2 separate regions of the Homo sapiens genome follow, and region 2 is linked to region 1. Evidence: read pairs that join two places in POLR2A ChIA-PET (ENCODE). Cell type or tissue: IMR-90. All regions are shown on one strand. Links, peaks and the distances in the headings refer to the core of each region. The heading gives the core; the rest is flanking DNA.

Region 1 (11,364 bases), core at 3,644-8,643:
GAAGCCAAGGCAGGAGGATCACTGGAGCCCAGGAGTTCAAGATCAGCCTGGGCAACATGGTGAAACCCTGTCTCTACAAAAAATACAAAAATTAGCCAGGTGTGGTGATGTGTGCCTGTAGTCCCAGCTACTTGGGAGGCTGAGGTGGGAGGATCACTTGAGGTGGAGAGGCAGAGATTGCAGTGAGCTGAGAATGTGTCATTGGACTCCAGCCTGGGTGACAGAGTTAAGACCCTGTCTCAAAAAAAAGGAAAAAAAGAGAGAGAGAGAAAAAAAGAAACAACTTTTAACTGCAAAACTAGACAAAAGTATTTTTTAAAAACAAAAACACATGTCCTTATGCCTTTTTATAACTCTTTTCTCACCAAAAACATCTTGGGTTTTTTGTATACTTACTATACAGGATTGTTTTCCCTTATTTCTAGTAGTTTCAATTTCATATACTTAAACCAATATTATTTTTATTCACCAAAGATTACTAAAAAGTCATATGAACTTGAAAAGCACTTTGGTTTTATTTACTTAATTTATGAGCATTCATTTACTTACAAGTCAATTTGGTACCATGTAGACAATATAGAAACACAGATACATACACATGTATACATAAAAACACAAACGTAAAGCCTTTATAGTTTGATTTTTTTTTTTTTTTTTTTGGTGTGAGAAGGAGTTTGTGAGATGGAGTTTGTGAGACAGAGTCTTCCTCTGTCGCCCAGGCTGGAGTGCAGTGGCATGATCTTGGCTCTCTGCAACCTCCACCTCCCAGGTTCAAGTGATTCTTGTGCGTCAGCCTACCAAGTAGCTGGGACTGTAGGTGCCCGCTACCATGCCCAGCTAATTTTTGTATTTTTAGTAGAGATGGGGTTTCACCATGTTGGCCAGGCTGGTCTCGAACTCCTGACCTCAATTGATCCAACCCCCTTGGCCTCCCAAAATGCCTGGATTACAGGTGTGAGCCACCACACCAGCCCTATAGCTTTGATTTTTAAAACTAGCCATGAGACACATAACATTCACTAGTTTAAAAGGATAGTTGGATTCAAACTATGTCTTGTAAATAGAACAAATTAAAGCTTATCTGTCCCACATAAAGGGAGGCTTTATTGAGTTTTAGAGGAAACAGGATAGCAAATTTACATCTCAAAGCCCAGAGAGAGAATTTAAGCTTTTTCAAGGAGTTTGGATGTGTTAGAGGAAGATTAAAAATGGATGCCAATGCCAGGCTGAACACTTGGGGAGACCGAGGTGGGCGGATCACTTGAAGCCAGGAGTTCAGGACCAGCCCGGGCAACATGGTGAAACCCCGTCTCTACAAAAAATACAAAAAATTAGCAGGGCATGGTTGCGTGTGCCTGTGGTCCCAGCTACTGGAGAGGCTGAGGTGAGAGGATGGCTTGAACCTGGGAGGCGGAGGTTGCAGCACACTGCACTTTAGCCTGCATGACAGAGCGAGACCCCGTCTCAAAAATAAAATACAATAAAATAAAAGATGCCAAAGGTAACACAAAATCACAGGAATTTGCCATAGGATTTAATAAGGATACCAATTTTAGTTAGATAGGTAGCTTCCTATTGTCTTTTTCAGCTGGATGACTGAGCTCAGGGTGGAGGCCGCTGAGGAGCGAAACCAAGCATTTGCAGCCTCTGGGGCCCAACACTCACACATGGAAAAGGCAGGTGCAGCTTGCCTTTTTCTCCTTTGTAAAACGGGTGTAACTGAAGTATAACAGACCCTTCCTGGGCAGCTCAGATCTGGCCTTGCCAGATAATGACACATTAAAAAACAAAACAAAAAGATATAAATCTGACTGTGAAAGGATTAAAGTATAATATATTGTATTTCTTTGAAATTGGGACACATTTTGAACTGATGGGCGCTTGTAATTGGTGATTCTCTTCCTTCATACCTTTCTTCCTTCCTAAAATATGATGTGTCTTTTTTTTTTTTTTTAAAGAGATGAGTTTTCCAGGCTGGGGTGCGTGTTTATTCATAGGCATCATCCCACTACTGATTAGCATGGGAATTTTTACCTGCTCTGTTTCCAACCTGGGTTCACCTCTCCTTAGACACCCTGGTGGTCCTCTGCTCCTGAGAGGTGACCACATTGATGCCAGACTTAATGCAGACATCCAATCAGCATAGCACACTATATCCCAGAACTCCTGGGCTTTGTGAGATCATCCTCTCTCGGCCTCCCGAGTAATGGCACTACAGGTATGTACTACCATGCCCAAAAATGATGTATCTTGCCATCGATTCTATCTTACAGTCATTCACATCTTGGATTAGATAAAATATGGCAGATTCAATGCTGAGATTTTCCTGGAGATATGGAAGAAAGAGTAAGTGATACTTCACGTACCAGAACTTTGAAAAATCCTCTCCAAATGTCCCACTATTTCCACACAAATCCGCCTCCCCTCTGTTGTGGCCATGACACCTTCCCCTCCTCTTGAGCCTGCCAGCCCTTGCCAGGTTCCTCCCAGCTCCTCATCTTTGCCTTCACTTTCTCCTTACTCTCCTCTTCCACCCCTTAATCTGCCCCCCTCCCGCAGCCCTTCCGGGCCTTCATCTCTTTATTCTAATTTAGGCTTCTCTCTCTCCCTTCACTTTTCCACGTCCTGTCCCCAGCAGCACCCCATCAAGTAAAATAAAGAACCCTCCAAGGAATCTACCTTCTTAGAAATTGAAGAGCAGGGAGACAATTATACGTACTTAACATTTAATATTTTTTGTGTTTCATGGATAATAATATCTACCTCATGAGGCTTTCGGGAGGATTAAAAGAGAGAGGGAATGTACACTTGGCAAGTGGCTGGCACATGTTAAGAATTCCCCAAATGTTTGCTGACATTATTTACTATTGTTCTGTAAATGATTGTACAATCAACACTGTAACAACACAGGGAAGAGGAAAGAAGAAAAAGACCAAAGGAATAAGAATCACCTAGAGAATCAACACCATATATTTTTCTAGTAGTAATCGTAAACATGCCACAGTGAATTTGATTTTTGTGCTTTTCCAGTGACAGAGCATTCTTATGAATCATAGCTCATAAATGAAAATATCAAAAGGTGGAAAGAAAGTCGTGTATTTTTAATGTATTTTAACATGTAGCATTTTGTGATGTTTTTAGATCGTGACAAAGAGGAAATTACTGTCATCTTCGTCCTTTATCTAGTATGAAGCTCTTTTTTTTTTTTTCTCTTTTTTTGAGACTGAGTTTTTGTTCCTGTTGCCCAGGCTGGAGTGCAATGGCACTACCTTGGCTCACTGCAACCTCTCCGTCCTGGGTTCAAGCGATTCTCCTGCCTCAGCCTCCTGAGTAGCTGGGATTACGGGCACCCGCCACCGTATCTGGCTCATTTTTTTTTTTTGAGATGGAGTCTTGCACTGTCGCCCGGGCTGGAGTGCAGTGGCACAATCTCGACTCACTGCAACCTCTGCCTCCCGAGTTCAAGCAATTCTCCTGCCTCAGCCTCCTGAGTAGCTGGGATTATGGGCGCCCGCCACCATGCCTGGCTAATTTTTTGTATTTTTAGTAGAGATGGAGTTTCACTATGATGGCCAGGCTGGTCTCAAACTCCTGACCTCATGATCTGCCTGCCTTAGCCTCCTAAAGTGCTGGGATTACAGGAGTGAGCCACCGCACCTGGCCCACCTGCTAATTTTTTTTTTGTATTTTCAGTAGAGATGGGGTTTCACCATATTGGCCAGGCTGGTCTCGAACTCCTGACCTCAGGTGATCTGCCCGCCTTGGTCTCCCAAAGTGCTGGGATTACAGGCATGAGCCACTGCGCCTGGCCTGAAGCTCTTTTTCTTTAGAAGACCATGCTGCAGAAACTTCAAAATACAAAAGAATGCTGCTATCTACTATCTGGTGAAGTATTTTAAGAGGACTGCAAAAAACTAGGGTAATAGTTTTTAAAATGCTTCCTTGTTTCTAGTAATGGAATGTAAGAGGGAAACTTTGTGGAGTTTAAGTCATAACTTGTGGTCTTGGTTGTCAATTCACATCATGTGATTGGAAATTGAAGATACTGCCCCAAAGGCTGAGACTGGGAAACAGACCCTATGCTGTGGACTGAATTATACCCCCCCCACCCCAAATTCACATGTTGAAGCTCTAACCCCCAATACGGTAGTATTTTCTTTTGGAGATAGAGTTAGATGAGCTCATGAGGGTGGGGCCTTCATAATGAGATTGGGGTCTTTATAAGAAGAGGCACCAGAGAGTTTGCTCTCCTACCACAAAGAGGTCATGTGAGCCCACAGCAAGATGATGGCTGCCTGTGAGCCAAGAGAAGAGGCTTCAGAATGAAACCTACTTGCTGGCACCTTGATCTTAGACTTCCAGCCTCCAGAACTATGAGAAGTAAATTCCTGTTTAAACACTCAGCCTATAGTATTTTGTTACAACAGCCCAAATTGACTAATTACAGTCTGGTGGCCCCCAGTATCAAAGTCAGCAACAAAGTTAACATAGAGCTTTCTTAGGCCAGCTTTTCCACACAGAGGGCAATCTCCTAAAAGTAGTGTGAACACTGGGACAATGTGATCCTTCTGTAGTTCATAAGCATCATGCCTGGGTTTTCGCGTTCCCATGTGAGCTGTGCCTCCCTCAAACCTTGTTATGGCATCGGCACATTATCCATCTGATGTGAAAAAGAAAAAAAAAAAGGAAGAAAATATAATTAAAAGGAGAATCAATGTGAGAGGGAAGGACATAAGCATAATACTGTAAAACCAATGGAAGGCTTGATGAAACTTAAAACTAGGAAGTTCTATTTTAAGAAATTGCAACATGCAGTTTAACTGTTTCTGGATTTCTTTGCCGGCTGAAAAGTGGGGATGATGAATTGACACCCACTGCAGGGGCATTTTGTTGCCTCAGCAAGTTTCATGCAGCTGCTTCAGTACTGACTACTGCGGTAGCTGCTGACAGCGTCTCCCGAGGGTCCCCAGCTAAGAGCCCTTAGACTACATGAGTGGACTAGGACACAAATTACCTGTGCCAAAAAGGTTTGCCTTGCCTTTGGGAAAACCTCATCTTCCCTAGAGGGAAATTCTTTTTTTTTTTCCTGAGACAGAGCCTCAGTCTGTCACCCAGGCTGGAGTGCAGTGGTGCGATCTTGGCTTACTGCAACCTCCACCTCCTGGGTTCAAGCAATTCCCATGCCTCAGCCTCCCGAGTAGCTGGGATTACAGGTGCACACCACCACGCCCAGCTAATTTTTGTATTTTTAGTAGAGAGGGGGTTTCACCATGTTGGCCAGGCTGGTCTTAAACTCCTGACCTCACGTGATCCTCTTGCCTTGGCCTTCCAAAGTGCTGGGGTTATAGGTGCGAGCCACAGTGCCTCGCCGTGGGAAATTCTTAATCCAGGTCTTTCTGGGGCTCTGAGAGAGAGTATAAATATGGTGAATTAAAGGCAGTTTCCCAGGGAGCTACGTGACACTAAAAAAAAAAAAAATTCTTCTTCTCTTCCTCCATTTTGCCATATATTTGTATTGTTCTTTCACGTGTAGTGGGAGAACATTTTACTTCTTACTAAGAGAAATGTCTTACGTTGAGGGGAAATGGTTCTTAGTTTAGAAAATTACCTTGCTGGCCCCTAGGGTTGCTGACGGTGAGACTCAGCTTCGGGGCAGAATGGGCTGCACAAAGAGGGTATTTGGATGTGAGACCTTTGGGAGATAATTTTGAATTGTCCTGCCCAGTAAGGTAGGATGAATATTGAATTCCTGGAGATGGTTCTGGAAAGAGGGTCAGGGAAGAGAAGGGAGGGACTGTGGAAAGGTTTGCAGGGGTGTCCAATCTTTTGGCTTCTCTGGGCCACATTAGAAGAAGAATTGCCTTGGGCCACATATAAAATACACTAACACTAATGATGCTGATGAACTTAAAAAGAAACTCAAAAAAAAAAAAAACCACATAATGTTTTAAGAAATTTTATGAACATTTTCACTGCTGTTCGGTTCTTGAAGGAAAAAAAAAAAAAAGAAAGTTTACGAATTTGTGTTGGGCCACATTCAAAGCCATCCTGGGCCACGGGTTTGACAAGCTTGGTTTAGAGGAAGGAAAGTGGAGGGGCTGACTTAATGTGCAGGTAGCCCAGTGTGAGGCCTGAGAAGGGAGAGCCAGCAAAACATCCAAAATGGCAGGGATGCTTCTGGATTCTAGCAGTCAATGTGAAAATGGTGGCTGTGCAGTGTTGGGAGGAACGTCTCTCCAAAGCTGTATAGAGATCTGCTGCACACAGCTGCTTTGGGCAAGTTACGGCTCCAAGAAATCAAGAGGGATCTAGGGTCCAGTGGTAGGACCAAGAGAAGGGAACAGCCACAGTGCAAAGCACAGGAATTCAGTGGGAATAGGAAATGGGAATGGGAGCTGGCCACCAGAACAAAACCCCAGGAATGCATAGCTTGAGCTATTTAGATGCAAAGGTTAACAGAAAGGGCAACTTGCTGAGGCTGAGGATTTCCCAGCTGTCAGATCTGAGTCACGTTAAGGAGTAAGGGTGCGGTTGTACTCTTGGGCACTGGAAGAGATCAAGTCCCATCCAAGTAGGGGACGGGGGTGGGGGGTTGGGGGGGCAGTAGGGGGATCCAGAAGAGGGAGGACATGCCCACAGCTATCCTCGACAGTCCTGCCCATCCTCTGGTGGAAAAGTCAAACCCCAGATTTCAAAATGGCTTCAGAGCAAATTCTGATCTGCTTCATGGTCTAACTTTAGAGATGTCTGAGGGTGTGAGTGGGCAGCTGGATGGATGAGATGGTTTTTTTATACTTTTAAAATTTCTTCTGTTTATTCCCATTCTTTCATATTTAGCAAAGTCATTTTGAAAGCCTGCTACAACTGTGTTAAGGATGTCAAATATAATTTTCAAATAGTGAAGAATATAACATAAGTGAGCCCTTGTCAAAGATGTGTTTAGCTCACTGATTATGACAGCAGCAAGATGGCAACACCAGTTCAAAGGTTATATGTAGTTGGTGAAAAGAAGAATGCAGAAAGACGGCAGAGTCAGATACAAAAAAGGTCCTGACAGAGCAATAACTGTAACCTTTGGGCTTATCTTTTCTACCAGAGAGAAATCATTTACCTCTCCACCAGAAAAAAAAAAAAAAAAAAACTTTGCAAAATGTATTAATATTTTATAGATTAAATCTAGCTTTTCAGAACCTAGCCTGATCAACTGTAAATAGTAAGTCAAGATGCCAGGCACAGTGGCTCACGCCTGTAATCCCAACACTTTGGGAGGCCAAGGTGGGAGGATCACTTGAGCCCAGGGGTCCAAGGCTGCAGTGAGCTATGATTTTGCCACTGCACTTCAGCTTGGATAACAAAGCAAGACCTTGTCTCTATTTAAAAAAATAATAAGTAGGTCAAATGAAGTTATATCCCTTAGAAAATCAGATGAGTGTTACGAAGGTTGTTACACAATAGTCAGTCATGTGGCTTTGAGAGGGCATGCGGCAATCTTTGTGCTGAATTTCCAATTTTTGGATGATTTTTCTTAAGGGTAAGCAGGGGACTAGATTATTGTCCTCACTTAACTCACAGAGCTAAAGGGGAGCAACAGAGTCTTGGAGCCACCATGATAGGGTAGAAGTAATAAAGGGAAAGAGGGATAGTTGAAACTCAAGAAATAAAAAGAAGACTGCCTTCTCATCCCTCCCCTCCTGGGGAGTCTTCTTTTACTTCTAAAACCAGATTTTTCTGCTACTGATCTAATAAAGGGACTGCTGGTCTCTTATATCCATCAATACCTTCTTGGGGACCCTTGGCTTCTTGGGGACCTTGGGGACTTCTTGGCTACCACTTGGGGACCCTTGAGTTTGCACTGGAGTCAAAACATTATAGGGAACCCAGGCACTGCCCTATCCACTAGGGGTGAGAGAGTTAAATGTTAAAATCTCTTTGGGACATTTTTGCAATATCTAGCAACATTATTTTTTTAATTGTGGTAAATTTATACATAACTTAAAATTTACCATTTTAACCATTTTAAGCATATGGTTCAATAATATTATGCACATTGATATTGTTGTGCTATTATTACCATCATCCATCTCTAGAACTTTTTCATCTTCCCAATTTCTTCCCCCCACAACCATTGGCAGTCACTATTCTACTTTTCGTCTGTATGAATTTAACTATTCTACTCATGTAAATGGAAATGTACAATATTTGTCCTTTTGTATCTGGCTTATTTCACTTGGTATAATATCTTCAGTCTGTCCATGTTGTTGCATGTGTCTGAATTTCATTTCTTTTTAAGGCTGAATATTCCCTTTTATGTATATACCACATTTTGTTTATCCATTTGATATGGTTTTGCTGTGTCCCCACCCAAATCTCATCTTGAATTGTAGCTCCCATAATCCCCACATGTCGTGGGAGGGACCCAGTAGAAGGTAATTGAATCACCGGGGTGGGTTTTCCCCATGCTGTCCTTGTGATAGTGAATTAGTCTCACAAGATCTGATGATTTTATAAAGGGCAGTTCCCCTGCACATGTTCTCTTGCCTGCCACCATGTAAGACGTGCTTTTGCTCCTCCTTCACCTTCTGCCACGTTTGTGAGGCCTCCCCAGCCATGTGTGAGTCCATTAAACCTCTTTTTTGTTTTGTTTTGTTTTGAGACAGAGTTTCACTCTTGTTGCCCAGGCTGGAGTGCAATGGCTCTATCTCAGCTCATCACAACTTTTGCCTCCCAAGTTCAAGGGATTCTCCTGCCTCAGCCTCCCGAGTAGCTGGGATTACAGGCATGCACCACCACACCTGGCTAATTTTGTATTTTTAGTAGAGATAGGGTTTCTCCATGTTGGTCAGGCTGGTCTCCAACTCCCAACCTTAGGTGATCTGCCCACCTTGGCCTCCCAAAGGGCTGGGATTACAGGCGTGAGCCACTGTGCCCGGCCAAACCTATCTTTCTTTATAAATTACCCAGTCCAAGTTATTTCTTCATTGCAGGATGAAAATGAATGAATACACCACTCATCCACTGATGCCCATCAACATTTAAAATGAACATACTCTTTTGATCCAGCAAGTCTATTTCAAGGACTTTGTCCTATGCATATACTTGCGTATATACACAAAGATGGTATTTGTAGAAGACCCTCTTGGTTGCTACCCAATAGACATTTCATCCTTTCTTCTTGCCAAGGACCTTGAGTTTCTTCAGGTATCAGGATGTTCGGTGATCAGGAAAAGCATGTTCTTCCATAGCTCCAGGGATTAATCTTAACTGGTATAAGCCAATAAGAGTAATTATTTCCCTCTTTAACAGTGATTGGTTTATGGATGGGTATGTTCTAGCTAATGATTTGTGAAGGGAAGTCTGTGGCAGGGCTTCTGGGAAAAGTTTTCCTCCCTGAGAAAAAGAGATGTGCGAGGAGGAATTGATTTCTTGTCTTTGAACGGAACTGAATCATGATGGGATGACTGGGACAGTACATGCTATCTTACTTCCAAACCCAGGGCAAAAAATCAAACACTCTGAAGATGGCACGAGAAATATGGAAAACACTTGGTCCCTTAATGACATTGTTGGACCACTAAATTAACTCATCCTGGGACCACCTAGCTGTAGATCTCTTGTTATGTAAGATAATAAATCCTTATGGTTTACTTATAGTTGGGTGTTCTGTTATTTTCATTCTAAAACACTAATTGATACAGTGTTTATCGCAGCATTGTTTGTAATAGTGAACACCCTAAATGTTAATCAATAGAGGACTCATTAAATAAATTATGTTACATCCATACAATAAAATACTATGCAGTTGTAAATAAAAAGAAGTGGATTTATATGCAGATATGGACTAAGATCTAAGACATAGTGAATAGGAGTCGGGCGCGGTGGCTCAGGCCTGTAATCCCTCTGCCTTGGGATGCCGAGGCAGGCGGATCACGAGGTCAGGAGATAGAGACCATCCCGGCTAACACGGTGAAACCCCGTGTCTTCTAAAAAGTACAAAAAATTAGCCGGGCGTGGTCACAAGCACCTATAGTCCCAGCTACTGTGGAGGCTGAGGCAGGAGAATGGTGCGAACTCGGGAGGCGGAGCTTGCAGTGAGCCGAGATCGCGCCACCGCACTCCAGCCTGAGCGACAGAGCGAGACTCCGTCTCAAAAAAAAAAAGAAAAGAAATAGTGAATAGGAATAGCAAAGTACATAAACATTTCTAAGTAGGCTCCTGTGTGTGTGTTGAAAAATATACGCATATATACGTTTGTGTAAATACAGAAAATTTATGCAAGTGTATGCAACAAATTTTTAATAAGGTACCTCTGGGGAATGAGGCTGGGAGTACCAGGACGGAAGGGAGACTTACTTTTTATTTTATGCTTCTCTTTAAAGTTTGTATTTTTATACCAAGATCATGTATTACTCTTTCAATTTAAAAAGAAAGTTCAAAACCACTACCACCATAGCAAAAACATTAATATCAGTTCACAGTGTAAACTGCCAACTTCCAGGCGCTGTCTTTGGCAGTGAGCCAGCCACGGATCTGCTTAAAGCTGTTAGAGGCTTGGCTTCAGAAGGTAGAAGCAGGACTTTCAAAAGAGGCACATTGTAGGTGGAATCTGGTCCAAGAAAATTTATCCCCAAACATAGGGTTAATTGACCCCCCTGTTTTGTCTTTTGTAACTACCCTAAGGCTGATATTCAGCTAGGATACATTGGCATGGGCATATCATTTATAACTGGGGTCCATTCTGACTGGGCTGGTCCCCTTTCAGAGTATTTTGTGCCCATGAGGGACCAGCTGTTAAATATCTTGAATATCATGTCTAACCTGTTCCACTCAGTATGCCTACCTCTTCTTGTGCCTTCAACCATCTGAATATGTCCTTAACTCTTGGTTAGTAACCTTGTCTCCTGATAGTGAACATTTTTGGGGACGTATTTGGCCACAGGTAATATAATATCAACCAAAATAGCTTCAACAATATACAGTTATTGGGCTGGGCATGGTGGCTCATGCCTGTAATCCCAGCACCTTGGGAGGCTGAGGCAGGAGGATTGCTTGAGTCCAGGAGTTCGAGACCGGCCTGGGCAACAAAGTGAGACCTTATCTCTATAAAAAATAAAAAAACTTAGCCATGCATGGTGGCATGTGCCCGTGGTCCCAGCTACTCAGGAGCTTGAGGCAGGAGGATCGCTTGAGCCTGGGAGGTTGAGGCTGCAGTGAGCTGTGATCACACCACAGCTTGGGCAACAGAGTGAGACCATGTCTCAAAACAAACAAACAAACAAACAATACAGTTATTTTGTATAACAAGTCTGGTTAGTAGTGGGCAGTTTTGGGGTTAATTAGGTGGCTCAATAGTGTCGTTGGAGACCA
Region 2 (5,000 bases), core at 1-5,000, 190 kb before region 1:
GGTTGTAAAATGTTTCTTTTCAGGCTTAAAGTCTGTGTTGATGTTAATATCAGAGAGGTATAATGAGGCATGTCTGACCCCCACCTCCCATCATGTCCTAAACCAGTCTTTCACGTTAAATTTTAAAAGTGCCCTTGTTACAGGAAAGGGGTCCCGAACCAGACCCCAAGAGAGGGTTCTCAGATCTTGTGCAAGAAAGAATTCAGGGTGAGTCCACAGCGCAAAGTAAAAGCAGGTTTATTAAGAAAGCAAAGTAGTGAAAGTACAGCTACTCCATAGACACAGTAGGGCGTTCCTGAAAGAGAAGGAAAGCATCCACCCTGGGTACAGTGCTTGTTTATATACAGGATAAAAAGATCATGGGGGGATGTGCTCTGCTACAAGCATTCGTTCTTAATTACTGTATTTTGCAAGAATCAATATTATTATCTTTAAAGCAAAATTAGGAATGCCTTTGCTCTCCATATATTGGGATATTAGGACAGTCCCAAGTCTGGGTCTGTTTAGTAAATATTATCAATCTGTTCCCTTCACCGGAAACATCTAGAGGCTAGATGCTGGGAAGGCAGCCCAGCAAGTCCCAGCCTCATTTTCCTTGCCCTCACTCAAGATGGAGTTGCTCTGGTTTGAACACCTCTGACACCCTGGCTGAGAAGGAAGTCCATTCAGATGGTTGGAGAGGTGTTAGAAGTTTATTTTGGGTTTACATTTTTTGTGTTTTTTTGGGTAGCATAGTTAATGGACATAGTACGTACTTAGAAACAAACCATTTTTCCTTCAGACTTTATTCCTGGAGACATCACTTTAAACAACATCTTTCCAAGCTCAAGGCAAAATTCTCTCTGCTGGTGTCTGTCAGATGTCAACAGAAAAAAAATGGATTGAACTGGAAATTCACTAAGAATTGGTATAATAAGGCTTTTATGTAGCATTTAAATAAATAGGGAGAGGTGGACTGTGAAGCACTGGAAAGTATTATCTCTGAATATAATCTTTCCAAAAGGTCTGGATATAATCTTTCCAAAAGTTAGCACCCAAAGAATTATACTTCCTGGAAAATGTAAATAGTTTTGCACCTCAGATTTCCTCCTGTAGTAATGACTGGCATTCTGTGTGACTTGCTCTTGTACCTACCTATGGTAAGAATCATATAAACAATATGCTTCCGAAGAATGTCCACAAAGAAAACCAGAATGAAGATGAAGACTTGGGCCAGGAGTAGTGGCTCATGCCTGTAATCCCAGTACTTTGGGAGGCTAAGGCAGGAGAATGATTTGAGCCCAAGAGGTTGAGACCAGCTTGGACAACATAGGGAGACCCTGTCTCTACAAAAATAAAAAATAAAAAAAGAGATGAATACTGGCAATGTGCCTGCCTTATTCACTGCCCTGTTCCTAGTACCCAGTAGAGTTGGCTGAAAATAAGTATACTTTGAGTAAGTGGATAACATTATCTGTTCTGTATACTTGGTGTTTGTTCGTTGGTGCCTGAGATGTACATTTGGGCCATGTTGTGGTCAGGGGAGAAATCACTGGGGGAGTTGTTGAATGTAATTGACTTCCAGCAGAGAAACAGGAGTTCATAGTCCCAATTCTCTTTAAACAGTCACTAAATGGGATAAAGAACTCTCAAGTAAATTTTATTTGTCAAGCTCCTTTTCAAAAATTACAAAAGACTGCTACTGATAAAACTACTGAAAAATACAAAAATATACAAAACTTAAATAAGAGATCCCCATTTCTACCAATATTAGTATTCTTTGACATCATTTCTCCTGCAAATACAAACATAATCATACTTATGGAGTTCTGGATGATAGTTGGAATTTTTTTTTTTTTTTTTACCAAAATTGGCTATATTATATATATTACTCAGGCAAGTTGCTTTACTGAATAGATCATGGCCAACTCTCTGGCTCAACAGATACAAATATAACATTGTTTCTTTTTTAATAGCTGCATAATACTTATTCCATATTCTGGGGAAGGTTCTGTTAATGACATTTAAGATGTTTCTACTTTGTTGTTTTTATTGGTGTTTTTGCTACTACAAACCAGAAAAAAAAAATTCTATATGTATATATACCCTTAGATACTGGTGCTTTTGTTTTTTGATTTTAGGATTAGGATTTCTGTTGCAAAAGGTATACATGCATTAATTTTAATAGCTACTGCTGGATCACTTTTCAGAAGGTTGTAATAGTTCACACTTCTGCCAGCAACATATCAGATTTTTCCTTTGTCTACATCTCTACCATCCCTGAATGTTACCCTCTAGTTTTTCTCAATCTAGATTTTTTTTTTTTTTTTGAGACAGAGTCTCACTGTGTTGCCCAGGCTGGAGTGCAATGGCGTGATCTCGGCTCACTGCAACCTCCGCCTCCCGGGTTCAAGCAATTCTCCTGCCTCAGCCTCCCAAATAGCTAGGATTACAGGAATGTGCCACCACACCCGGCTAATTTTGTATTTTTAGTAGAGACGGGGTTTCTCCATGTTGTCAGGTTGGTCTTGAACTCCCGACCTCAGGTGATCTGCCTGCCTCAGCCTCCCAAAGTGCTGGGATTACAGGTGTGAGCCACCGTGCCTGGCCCAATCTAGATTTTTTTTTTAAATGATATCCCTTGTTGCTTTACTCTACATTTCCTTGTCCACCAGTGAGGTTGAGTCTGTTGTCATGTCTACTAGCTATCTAGATTTCCTCTTAGTAATTGCCTGTGCACATCCTGTACCTCCTTTTTCTCTCGGATGATTTATGATTTCCTTATCGATTTATAAAAGCTTTTTGAATTACAGGAATTTAAAATCTATTATGTATTGTAGTTGATTGCTTTTTTTACTTTGTTAATGATTTTTTTCTTCAGAAAAAATTTCAATTTGTATATATTCAAATATGTCAATCTTATGCTTTTATTTGAGGTTTCCTGCTTTTTTTAGATCTCTAAAACCATTCTGTTTTGGGTTTTTATGTTTGTTTTGGCATTAACATTAAATTTGTAACCTACTAGGAATTTGTACAGAGTGTAAGTCGGGAATCTAATTTCCCTTTTTTGGTAGTTAGAAAATGTCATTGAAATATATATACTACATTTATCGTTGGACCACAGAATTAACCTTGTATCCATTAGTTTGACATTTATCACTGGATGGAGGGTTAGGAATTAGATATAGGACCTCTCTCACCTGAAAAGTGACCAAATTACAAAAGCTTGTATACATTTCTGATTTGTGATGCTGAATTTTTTATGTCTCTGTGATGCTGAACAACAGAACATAGACTTTTTCCAGTTCTAAATGCATACATACTTTGCTGATACCTGAACCAGAATCTCGTAAATGTTCTCATACTGCATTATTTCTGTATCCTTTTAATCTCTGTTAATTTGAAGCAGGGAGACCTTAGAACACTCAAGTGGTAATCCTGGCACTAGCAGGAAGTAGGAGCTGCTGGAGGACCTGGAGCCAGGTTGTCCCCCACACCTCTGTCTTTCCCTTAGATGACGCACCCCATGGTCTGTGGGCAGTGACTAGCTCTCCCAGCGACGTTGGAAGCTTTCATTTCTTCACTTTCTATTCCTGTCCAGCTTTGTAACCAAAACAGTTTTAAAATTTTAGGCTGTCTTGGCCGGGTGCGGTGGCTCACACCTGTAATCCCAGCACTTTGGGAGGCCGAGGCAGGCGGATCACAAGGTCAGGAGTTCAAGACCAGCCTGACCAACATGGTGAAACATCGTCTCTACTAAAAATACAAAAATTAGCTGAGCGTGGTGGCACGTGCCTGTAGTCCCAGCTACTCAGGAGGCTGAGGCAGAAGAATTTTTTTGTTTTGATTTTGAACATAGATTGGTTGGTTTTAAGCTTTAGCTTTTTAAATAGGTAACATATATGCACATGTAAAAAAATCAACAATTAGAAAACCATATACAGTAAAAAAACAAGTTTCCTTCCCTTCCTTGATATCAGCTATCCAATTCCCCTTTTTAGCATCTCTCATTTTTAGGAGACATCTTTGTTAAATTTGGCCAGGCACAGTGGCTCACACCTGTTATTCCAGCACTTTGAGAGGCTGAGGCAGGAAAATGGCTTGAGCCCAGGAGTTTGAGACCAGCCTGGGCAACATACTGAGACCCCATCTCTACAAAAAATTTAAAAATTAGCTAGGTGTGCTGGCACATGCCAGTAGTCCCATCTACTCGACATAATGCCTAACGTGGGAGGTTTGCTTGAGCCTAGGAGGTTGAGTTTGCAGTGAGCCATGATTGTGCCACTGTGCTGCAGCCTGGGTGACAGAATAAGACCCTGTCTCAATTGAGAAAAAAAAAAAAGTCCTGGATAATAAATATTTCAGGCTTTGTGTGCCACATTGCCTCTGCCACAGCTATGCAACTTTGCCATTGTAGCCTGAAAGCAGCCACAGATTACGTGAAAATGAATGAGCCTCTCTATATTCTGATAAAGCTTTAATGAAGAAGAAGATAGGAGCAAGCCAGACTTGCCCATGGGCTGAAGTTTGCCACGCACTTCTGATCTAGAATAGTCCTGCTCATTTACAGTAGTCTTTTCTCTCTGTCTCTCTCTTTCTCTCTCTCTGTCTCTCTCGAAGTGTCTAAGTCAGTGTTCTTATAGAATGCCTTACTTCCTACTTATTCATTTTGTCATTCAACTTTTTTTGTTCCTCTGTTTCCTGTAAGATGAAAGGTAAGTCTAGAGATCTCATTAGATTCACATTAAACATTTTTGGCAAGAATTGTTTGTAGGTGAATTTTTTAACAAGTTTTGCCCAAGGGGCAGAAGGAGAGATTTTTAGAGGATAGAGATTTATGGATGATACTCAAGTGTATAGTATAAGGGATCCAACATCTGAGAAAGGTGTGACCAAAACAAAGGGAGTGACAGAAAATATTCTTAGTTCCTAGAGACTAGAAGAATTTTAGTTTTCATGGAGCAGTGCCTGTCTGTTGACCACTCATCAATGAACACATTGCACTCAGAGTACTCAGTCTG

What was found. ChIA-PET counts read pairs that join two places held together with the same protein. Peaks named below come from ENCODE experiments on the same cell type or tissue, not always from the same donor. Only the 100,000 strongest peaks of a DNase experiment are listed, where the experiment ranks them.
Region 2: POLR2A ChIA-PET joins it to region 1 with 9 read pairs; 2 of 35 experiments call an interaction of 5 or more read pairs at or near these places.

What each region holds. Positions count from the first base shown.
Region 1 is chr2:62,260,433-62,271,796 of GRCh38, forward strand. It overlaps LOC105374761 (a long non-coding RNA gene), which reads left to right and starts at 3,793. Exons shown (of 3, transcript XR_940140.3): 1 at 3,793-3,919. It overlaps LOC124906156 (small nucleolar RNA U13), which reads left to right and starts at 4,563; the gene lies at 4,563-4,666. It also overlaps the pseudogene RN7SL51P. In IMR-90, for the core only: no CTCF peak of the experiment used is centred there; a DNase peak (open chromatin) is centred at 6,459.
Region 2 is chr2:62,078,961-62,083,960 of GRCh38, forward strand. The region is part of intron 2 of COMMD1 (copper metabolism domain containing 1); the gene reads left to right. Among named protein-coding and RNA genes, the nearest start is that of B3GNT2, 110 kb to the right of the region's middle. In IMR-90, for the core only: no CTCF peak of the experiment used is centred there; no DNase peak of the experiment used is centred there.